Regions from separate parts of the Homo sapiens genome. Here region 1 is linked to region 2. Evidence: read pairs that join two places in POLR2A ChIA-PET (ENCODE). Cell type or tissue: GM12878. All regions are shown on one strand. Region 1 overlaps SHQ1 (SHQ1, H/ACA ribonucleoprotein assembly factor). Region 2 overlaps LOC105377161 (a long non-coding RNA gene).

Region 1 (5,000 bases), 160 kb after region 2:
TAGACCTAAGAAGTTCACAGTAAAGAAAATACTAGAAAGCTCAATCATGTTGTGCTTGTAAAATTAAGAATAAAACTAGAAATTTTTATAAAAATTAGATAAACAAATGTTTTATTTCAAAAGAGAGAAAAAAATAGCTGGGCTACAGTTAAAATTTAACATACAAACTGAAAGCAACACGCCTGTTTAGGGAAAAGAAAGTTATGTTCAAATTGGTAAAGTTGAAAAAACAACTTTTGCAAAGTAATTTGAAGAGTTCCTGCTGGTTTCTCTCTCCTACCTCACTCCCCAATACATTATCCCATTTTTTAAAAGTACTATTAGCACAACAATTACAAAGAACCTAAGAATTTCACTTCATTTCCCACAACATAAAACCAAGAGAAAAAGTTTTTTCAGGGAAGGTCTGATAATCCCTACATCTACTTGGCAGCCTATATCTTTCTTCTTTAATGAAAAATAAACTTCTCTCTAGCTAATAAAGAATATCACAAAGAGAGAAACAGGCACTCACAGAAATGAGATCCTGGTACATACCTCAATATTCATTACATGTTTACAAAATCATCATTCCTAAAAAAAAGAAAAACCAAAACCCACACAAATAGACTATCCCCATTTAATTTTATTATGAAAATGAAAGTAACAACAGGAAATGGCAGCAGGGTATTTGATAAGCTCAATTAGCAGGAGGATCAAATGAAGTGATGACATGCCATTATGACCTCAGGGGTTAAACATTCAATTTTCCATCTGGCGAAATCTAGATTTCCAACACAAATGCTGACACCACCTGCTGTATGTTATTAGGCATTATCTTGAGCAATCCCTAAGCATTTTCTGTACAACAGGTATAGCCTCAAGTTTTTTCATATTTCATTCTGCAATATAATTGCTCCCCCATGAAGAGAAATAAAAAATAAATCCCATATAATGGCTCATTCAAAACAGACATTAAAATCCACACTAAAGCATTTATTTATCAATCATGGCGGTAGCAAAAATATCAAGACTATTTTTCTTCTAAGTCACAATTGACATTGTAGCTATCATTTTCTATAGCACCTAGGAGTCATTCCAATTAAGAGTTCCCTTTATAGGTTTTTTGTTTTGTTTTTTTTTTAATACAGACAGGGTCTCACTATGTTGCCCAGGCTGGTCTTGAACTCCTGAACTCAAGCGATCCTCCTGCCTCAGCCTCCCAAAGTGCTGGGATTACAGGCATGAACCAACATGCCTGGCCCATTTATAGATTCTTAATTAATAGCCTCTTGCTACTGAAATGGAATTTTGTCATGTCTAATAAGAATCAGATCTACAGAACTTCACGAAATAAAAATTCACTGCATTTTAAAATGTAATCGTTAATCTACTATGTTTCTTTGATTGACGCAATGGTAAACACTTTTAAAAATTTTTATATACCAAGTGCTGGAGCTCATTTGTGAGTGTTCAGACCCTTCCATACATGCATTATCAAGAATCATGCTATTAGGCTCTGCAGGTGGTAAGCCAGTGGCTAGCCAATAAATGCAGAGCTCTCATCTGGATTCAACTGATGCAGTTTGCATACTAAAATGTTTGCACACACAAACATGAATGCACATACATCTACACACACTCACACTCTACTGTAAGTGAAATACAGATACAAGTTCAGATACCCAGTCTTGAGATTTCATACTGGACAGTCAATAGCAAGGCAATCAATATCACAACTGTTTTAATACCTGTTTTCCAGGACATACCAATACCAATTTTTTCTAATAAAATTAACTTTTTACCATCTGTGTACCTCCTTCCCTAAGCAAATTCACCAAGCTCCCCATGTTAATCCAGTTGCTTTTTAGTGTTTGGTAGGTCTATGGGTTTCCTTCTCATTAAAACTTATTCCTGGCCAGGCACAGTGGCTCACACCTGTAATCCCAGCACTCTGGGAGGCCGAGGTGGGTGGATCACCTGAGGTCAGGAGTTCAAGACCAGCCTGGTCAATGTGGTGAAACCCCGTCTCTACTAAAAATAAAAAATTAGCTAGGCGTGGTGGCACACGCCTGTAATCCCAGCTACTCGGGAGGCAGAGGCACAAGAATCACTTGAACTTGGGAGACGGAGGTTGCAGTAGCTGAGATCACACCAATGCACTCCAGCCTGGGTGACAAGGGCAAACCTCCATCTCAAAAAAAAAAAAAAAAAAAAAAAAAAACACAACTTACTCCTCAGGTTATTTCGTTTTCTTCCTCCTGGGTAAATAGGTATTTCAGCAATGTGAACATCTAAAAATTCGTAAGTAACTCTATGAAAACTTACTTGACTTTCTGAATCCACACACAGTAGTCTGAGATGTAGAGATCATTCAGTATGTACGCTGGGTCATTTTCCTGAAAAATTTTGTGAATATCCAGGAGACACTTTAAAACTGCACTTTTACCTAAAGAAAATTGAAAAAACATAAAATTATCCTTAAGAAAAAGAAATTCAGACCCTGAGAGGTAATATATCTAAAGCAGCTCAGAATCCTGATCATTTCTTAAGAACATTTTTAAATGCAAAAAAATTTATGAGTCCTATTAGGTCCAAACCCCTTTACTGATTTCCTTAAGAATTACATACAATCTTTGGCCAGGCACAGTGGCTCACACCTGTAATTCCAGCACTTTGGGAGGCCGAGGCGGGCAGATCACGAGGTCAGGAGATCGAGACCATCCTGGCTAACACGGTGAAACCCTGTCTCTACTAAAAATACAAAAAATTAGCCAGGCGTGGTGACAGGCACCTATAGTCCCAGCTACTCGGGAGGCTGAGGCAGGAGAACGGCGTGAACTGGGGAGGTGGAGCTTGCCGTGAGCCAAGATCGCGCCACTGCACTCCAGCCTGGGCGACAGAGAAAGACTCCATCTCGAAAAAAAAAAAAAAAAAAGAATTACATATAATCTTTATATTCTGTTGTTACAGCTGACTAGTTGTGGTTATCATTAAAATGCTATGAAATACAACTAGGTCAATTAAATGAAAGGCAGGAAAGTTTTCTAAACCAAATGAATATCTAAATGCATCATAATTTTTATTAGATAATGTTCTTCCAATTCAAGCTTTCAACATAACATGGAAAACTGTATTCTAAATTTCAAACTTCTTTATTTCTTATGTCAACATTTTCTGTCAAGGAGTTATCTACTAATAACAAATTATTTTACCTTAAAGAATTGAAGAAAACTGAACACTAAAACATCATAGCACTACTTCAGAAATAAGCTGACAAAACTCACATGAACAAAAGCCATCAAGTATTAAAGCCTTGTTCAACCTAACTACTTCCTCCTGGTTTTTAAATGAACCTAGTTTTAACCCAACCAAAGTCTACAAAAGGAGCCTTTTACAACTCAGCAATTCCCTAGGTGTTCCAAACTTCATGATATTTCCTGAAATTTATTAATTATAAGGTGAACTATTAATTCTACATCTAGAGTAGTACCATTTTCTTTGATCTGTGAAATTCAGTATTTTCAGTTTAACAGTTTCATTCTTATCTTTACAGTTCTGAAACGCGGAAATACTGTATACTGAGTTCATGAAGATACTGGATGCACTTTCATTGACATTTCCCATTTAACTTTTAGATCATAAAAGAATCATGAGCTAGATGATGACATCTCAAGATCCTAAAATTGCTGACACTAAATTTTTTAACATAATTAACACTAGAAAGTAAGTTTCAAAAGAGCAGGGGCTTCTGTTTTATTTAGTGGTTAATCCCCAATACCTAGAACAGAACACCGCAACAGCAGGTTTTCCATTTAAGTGTTCTAAGAATGAATGAATACATGATAGACACAGTAATCACCCAGCTTAAACCTTGAAAATTTCTTTCATTCTACGGTCTCACCCGTCAAATCCTGATGATTTTTCCTTGGAGATGCTCCTTGTATCTGCCCTTTCTATGCCATTGCCTGAGCTCCTATGTTCACTCATATTCTCATCTCATGCCTCGATTTTAAGAATCCTCTTTCCCATCTTTCAGATTCCAGACTCTACCCCTTCAAACACACATTTTTTAATGCACTGCTTTCATGGAGTCTCTTCCCTGCATATGTTCTCAATGCTCTTTCTACAGACTTGTTTCCATGCCTTTTTCCCTTCTCCATGTGACCTAGCCCACTATCAAGGTCTAGCTCCAGTCTTCATTCCTTCGGGAAGTTCTGGGCTGACTTTCCTAGTCTTCACGGTCCTTTACTATAATGCTGCCAAGAAGTGGAAAGGAAACTCAAAATGGGGAAAGTCCTCCCCATAACCTCTCCTGTTCAATTCCCAGAAGGAAAACTGGAGGCTTCAGGATGGGTAAGATACAGGGCCACTGAGTTGAGGGACCAAGATCTAAATTCCAATCTTAATGGCTCCAGAGGCTACCCACTGTGCCATGCTACCTGTATGTTCTTGCCTCATCCAGTCTATATCACAACGTTTTTATTACTCAAGGACTTATTACTGACTTTAACCCCTAAGTAGGTAGTAAGTCTGAAAACAGAGTCCATACCTTTTTAAAAAATATTAACTTTGTGGCTTCCTCATATGCAGATACAATAAAGAATGAATGAAGAATGTCAATGAAAGCTCCACTGCTAGACTGACTGTGAAGAGAAACTAACACTTAGAAGGCCTAAAGCTACAAGATGTCAAGTTCATTTGGTTAAGGCAAGGTCAGTGCTATGGCTTATCAAAGTGGCACAGGTTAACTATGTCAAATGATTAGTGTGGATCACCCCAGCACAAGCCTATTTTAATTACAAACTAGGTAATGTTGAGAGCAGGGTTTGATGAAAGGAGGAGGAAATATAATCAAAATTTGCAGGCATGATGAAACCATGTTTGCCACACTAGCCATGTTACCCAAAGAATCAAGGAACAACTGACCTGTAAGAATGTTTTGAAGTTTTAATTGCCACAGAGAAGACAAATGTCACAGTAAGCATAGGCCAACTAATTTCTTTCTTGCTTTCCTTCTC
Region 2 (5,000 bases):
CTGGCTACTGGGCATACAACGGTGCCCATGACAGCCCACTCAACGCCTACAGTCTACCGGGAACGAGAGACAAGCCAGCGTGTTAAGAGAGTCCTCCATCTATGTGAGAGTACCCTCTGGAAAGCCTTCTGTGAGTCAGTTTTGCACATAAGCCAGATGGATTAAAACTCTGGCCCATTCAGTGGGTGCCCGTCAAGCAGCATTGGAAACATGTGAGCTTGCATGTGGCTGCCTACTTTGCTTCCTGCCTTTCTTCTTAGGCAAACTTTATCAATAGTGAATAAAGACTGGAGTCGGGCAGACATCCATCCAAATGCAGCCTCCATCTTACTATTGATACAGTCTCGGGCAAGACACCTGACTCTCAGAGCCTCATGTTGCTCATTGGTAAAACGAGGACAACAGCAGTCCTATGGCAGAAACCACCTGCCTCATCTTAATTTCCCTTTTTTTTTTAAGGAACAGAACCTTGGCATTACTAAGCACTGCAGTGAGCCTGGCCAAGAGACTACCTTGACCAGCCCACCTCATGGCTAGGTATGGCCATGAGAGCAATCTCTGGCCCATGAGATATAAGCAGAGTTGTTGGGTGGGATTTCTGAGAAAGTGTCATAAGGTGGGATTTGTTAAGCTGGCACTTAAAACAATTTTTTTGGCCTTCCTCCCTTCCTTCATAGTCAGAAATGTAGACATAATGGCTGGAGCTACAGCAGCCACATTGGAGCATGAGGTAACCTTGAAGATGGAACACCTGCACTATAAAACAAAAAGAGCACAAGACTGTGATGACCACAGAGCTACTATTAAGCCCATGGCTACCAAGCTCCCGGCTTTTTGTGTGTGTGAGAAAAATTATCTTTTGAATCATTGTTATTCCTGGTTTCTTTCTAAAAACTAAAGGCAATTCCTAATACAAGTAGTCATACATGTTACTGTGGTCGTTGAATGAGGTCATTCATGTAAAGTGCTTAGCCCAGCACCTGGCCCACAGTGAGCACTTAGGGCAGAAGAGTTCACATTGTTCTTATGCACATGAAATATTTACATCGTCTTAGTCAGCTCGGGCTGCTGTAACAAAATACCATAGACTAGGTGGCTTAGGCAATAGATATTTATTTCTCACAGTTCTTAAGGCTGTGAAGTCCAAGACCAGGGCGCTGGCCCATTTGGTTCCCTGGTGAGAGGTCTCTTCCTAACCTGCAGATAGCCACCTTCTCACTGTGTGCTCACATGGTGGAGAGAAAGGGAAAGAACTCTGCTCCCTTTTCCTATTCGTAAAAGGACACTCATTGCATCAGGGGGACCCCACTCTCATGACCTCATCTAAATCTAATCACAGTCGGGCACAGTGGCTCATGTCTGTAATCCCAGAACTCTGGGAAGCCAAGGCAGGAAGATTGCTTGAGCCCAGGAGTTTGAGACCAGCCTGGGCAACATGGCAAACCCCATCTCTATCAAAAAATTCAAAATTAGCCAGGTGTGGTGGCACCATGCCTGTGGTCCCAGCTACTCAGGAGGCTGAGATGGGAGGATCACCTGAGCCCAGGGAGGTCAAGGCTGCAGTGAGCTATGATTGCACCACTGCACTCCAGCCACAAAATGAGAGACTGTCTCAAAAATCAAACAAATAAATAAAATAAATCTAATCACCTCCCAAAGGCCCCACATCAAAATATCATCATTTTGGAGGTTAGGACTGCAATGTATGAACTTAGGGGAAATACAGACTTTCAATCTACAACATCCATGGACCCTACCAAAAGGGTGTATCTGAGTTTGCTTAATTTACATTAGTACAAGTGGGAAACCTCCTGGGTTATAGTTGAGTCCTGAGGGTTATGATAAGGGGAGATGAGAATCCTGGAGGACTAAGAGTGTAATGTGATGACTGGGCATTGGAGATTGTGCCCATAACCCATTCTTTCTGGCGGCACTTCAATGGGAGGGTCAGTCATTCATCAAAGCCATTCCTAACTCATGAAAGTAAAACCACAACATCTGATTAAGAAAAGAAGACCTCGAACTATGAAATTGATGGTCGAACCACATATCCATGATGCATGTGATTTTTTGCTTTGTAAATAACAAAATAACTACAGTAGGGACTGCATTGAGTGTGTTCCAGGCACTGTCCTGGGTCTTGTCGAGGGAGTGAATCAGTCAGCAGCCAGCAGAAGCAGAGGGGTGCACTCGAATTGGGAGCTTTGAGAACGGCTCAATAGAGAGACCATTTGCAAAGGTGTGGGTGAGACGTAGAGAAAACACAGGTGACAGTGGAGCTGACAGCCTCTGGGACTGAAGCAACAAGGAGACAAAGCCTTTACCAGGGCCTTTGGAGAGGGCTCCCCACCAGGAGCTAGGGCCTTTGGTGACAAGACATGGCCAGCTCACGCTGACCCCAGCAGAGTCACCGCTCTCCTGCTCCAGCCTCATGTTTTTCATAGGCTGAAACCTACCAGAACCAGAGGGCAGTGGAGCCCCGTGACCACAACCCACCTGAGTCAGATCAGCCTCCCAGACACTGAGCAGGGTCAAAAAAAGTGGAGAGTGACTGGGTAGGGGGAGCATAGGGCTTTATTCACTTAATCCTCAACAACTACCTTATGAATTAGGTACCATTATTACCCCCCCTTTTACAAATGGGGAAACTGAGGCCCAGAGAGAGCCATGAAACCATTTACATATTTAAAATATATAAATTTGTAAAGAAGTACTGCTTAGATCCTCTAAAATGAGATGATTTCCTGTTACCCAAATTATTGGAAGTAAGCTATTTCTATTGAGTTGTAAATACAAATCTATATTAGAGTTTAAGATACATGACAGCTCATGCCCCCATGAGGTGCATATTCTGATGATTTCAGTTTTACTGTTGAAGAACCAGAGGTTTAATGAGGTTGAACTAGTTGACTTCTAGGATCCTTTGAAATCAGAATAGACTCTAATGCAGTCACTACTTTAACCATTACTTTTGATTTGTAAAAACAGAACTATAAAAAGTCCCCACCACTAACAACAAAAATTTGTGCTGAAATAACAAAACTCTTTCCATTGAAATTTACCACTGCAGTAAATCCTTCCACTGAGTGACACTAAGGTGATTGACATCAGTGAGAATAGCACCAGCAATCGAAAATCAGGGGCAAATATGTTCTGCCCCTCTTAACTGTATTCCTGGCCATCACGCCTAAAACTCCCACTTTCATCCCTCCTCTGCATTCTAAGACTGAAGTTTCTAGGAGAAAAAGAAAAGGTTTTCCTGAAGCAATGATATCTCACAGGGTTATGGGCCGTGGTATTAGTTGAGATTCTGCCCAGAACAAACTGAAGGAAATCCAACTCAGACTGGCTAAAGCTAAAAAGGCAATCTGTTAGCTCATGTCCTAGGATAAGGCTGGCTTCAGGTATCCATTGATTCAGGGCTCAAAGGGTGTCACCAGGAACCAGCTTCCCTCTCTGTGTCTTGACAGTACTCGCTTGATGTTGGCCTCATTCTAAGCCTCATGTAGTTGCCAAGTGGTTGCCAACAGCTCCTTGGACCACACTCCATCCAGCATCATATCCAGCAGAAAAGCAGGATTGTACTGCTTCAGTAATTCAAATGAAAATCCTAGCATTAAGTCTCTTGGGCCCTGATTGGCATGGTGTGGATCACAGGGCTACTATGGCCAAGGGAATGGAATATCCCAGTGGGGGCAGGGTTTGACCCTCTCCTACACCACAAGGACTGAAACTGGAAAAGGGATGATCCTATAGAAGCACGAGGGCTGCTGCCAAAAGAATGGAGAAAGGATGCTGGGGAAAAAACAGCCCACGTCTGCCATAGTCATCAATATCTTATCAACAGTCATCAATACCAGAAATATGGACCAGGGAACCTCCACAGCCCAGAAACTGGCTACAGGAATCCCAAAGTTCTCCAAGCCACAGAATTTGGGGACTTGTCAGTAATCTCCTCCCACTCACCTCCCCCAGCTGTTTCCACCTATCCCGACCTTTTTAATTTGGAGAAGGGGCTACAAAGGTGGAAAATGTGCCTCCCAACACAATCCCCTTCAGTTTTCCACTCTGTTCTTAGAGGATTCCTCCCCTTGTCCCTTGCATCTGAGCTTGAATATGATGCTTTCCCTGAAGCCATCTCTAATAAAATCCATACCTTCCCACCTTCCCCAAGAGTCAAAAGTCCCTCTTTTATGTACTCACAAAATTTGTACACACATCATATTGAAAGTATTTGCACACCTGTCCCTTATATTCCGTACTCACACATGCTCACTCCACTCACACCTAACCAGATTAGAAGCTGTTTGAGGACAGAGGTTTGCTTTCGTTCTTCTCTGAGCCCCTAATGTGCAGCATAACATCAGGGATAGTATTCAGGAATGAATGACTGAGTGAATGAATGAATGAATGAATGAATGAATGAATGAAAACTTTCTACAGCTCTATACCATTAAACAAACATCACAGCATGCATTAGGACATTTAGTCAATCAACAGTATTTAGTAAACTCCTATTGTGTAGACAACAGACACAAACGATTGAAAATAAAATCAGTAAAAGGAAAAGCAATGGTATATGTATCCTGCGCATTTCAAAATAGCAATGCCCTGAAATAAAAAGAATGTGCTTTTTTTTTTTTTTTTTCTTTTTGAGACAGAGTCTCACTCTGTTGCCCAGGCTAGAGTGCAGTGGCACAATCTCAGCTCACTGCAACCTCCACCTCCCGGGTTCAAGCAATTCTCCTGCCTCAGCCTTAGTAGCTGGGATTACAGGTACACGTCACCATGCTCGGCTAATTTTTGTATTGTTATTTTTGTATTTTTATTTATTTATTTTTCTTTTGGAGACAGAGTCTCACTCTGTCACCCAGGCTGGAGTGCAGCAGCACGATCTCAGCTCACTGCAACCTCCACTCCACGGGTTCAAGTGATTCTTATGCCTCAGCCTCCTGAGTAGCTGGGATTACAGGTGTGCATCACCATGCCTGGTGAATTTT

Evidence for each region. Peaks named below come from ENCODE experiments on the same cell type or tissue, not always from the same donor. Only the 100,000 strongest peaks of a DNase experiment are listed, where the experiment ranks them.
Region 1: POLR2A ChIA-PET joins it to region 2 with 6 read pairs; 2 of 35 experiments call an interaction of 5 or more read pairs at or near these places.

The regions. Positions count from the first base shown.
Region 1 is chr3:72,790,609-72,795,608 of GRCh38, forward strand. It overlaps SHQ1 (SHQ1, H/ACA ribonucleoprotein assembly factor), which reads right to left. Exons shown (of 11, transcript NM_018130.3): 10 at 2,308-2,428. Among named protein-coding and RNA genes, the nearest start is that of SHQ1, 55 kb to the right of the region's middle. In GM12878, no CTCF peak of the experiment used is centred here; no DNase peak of the experiment used is centred here.
Region 2 is chr3:72,631,329-72,636,328 of GRCh38, forward strand. The region is part of intron 8 of LOC105377161 (a long non-coding RNA gene); the gene reads right to left. Among named protein-coding and RNA genes, the nearest start is that of RYBP, 190 kb to the left of the region's middle. In GM12878, no CTCF peak of the experiment used is centred here; a DNase peak (open chromatin) is centred at 2,953.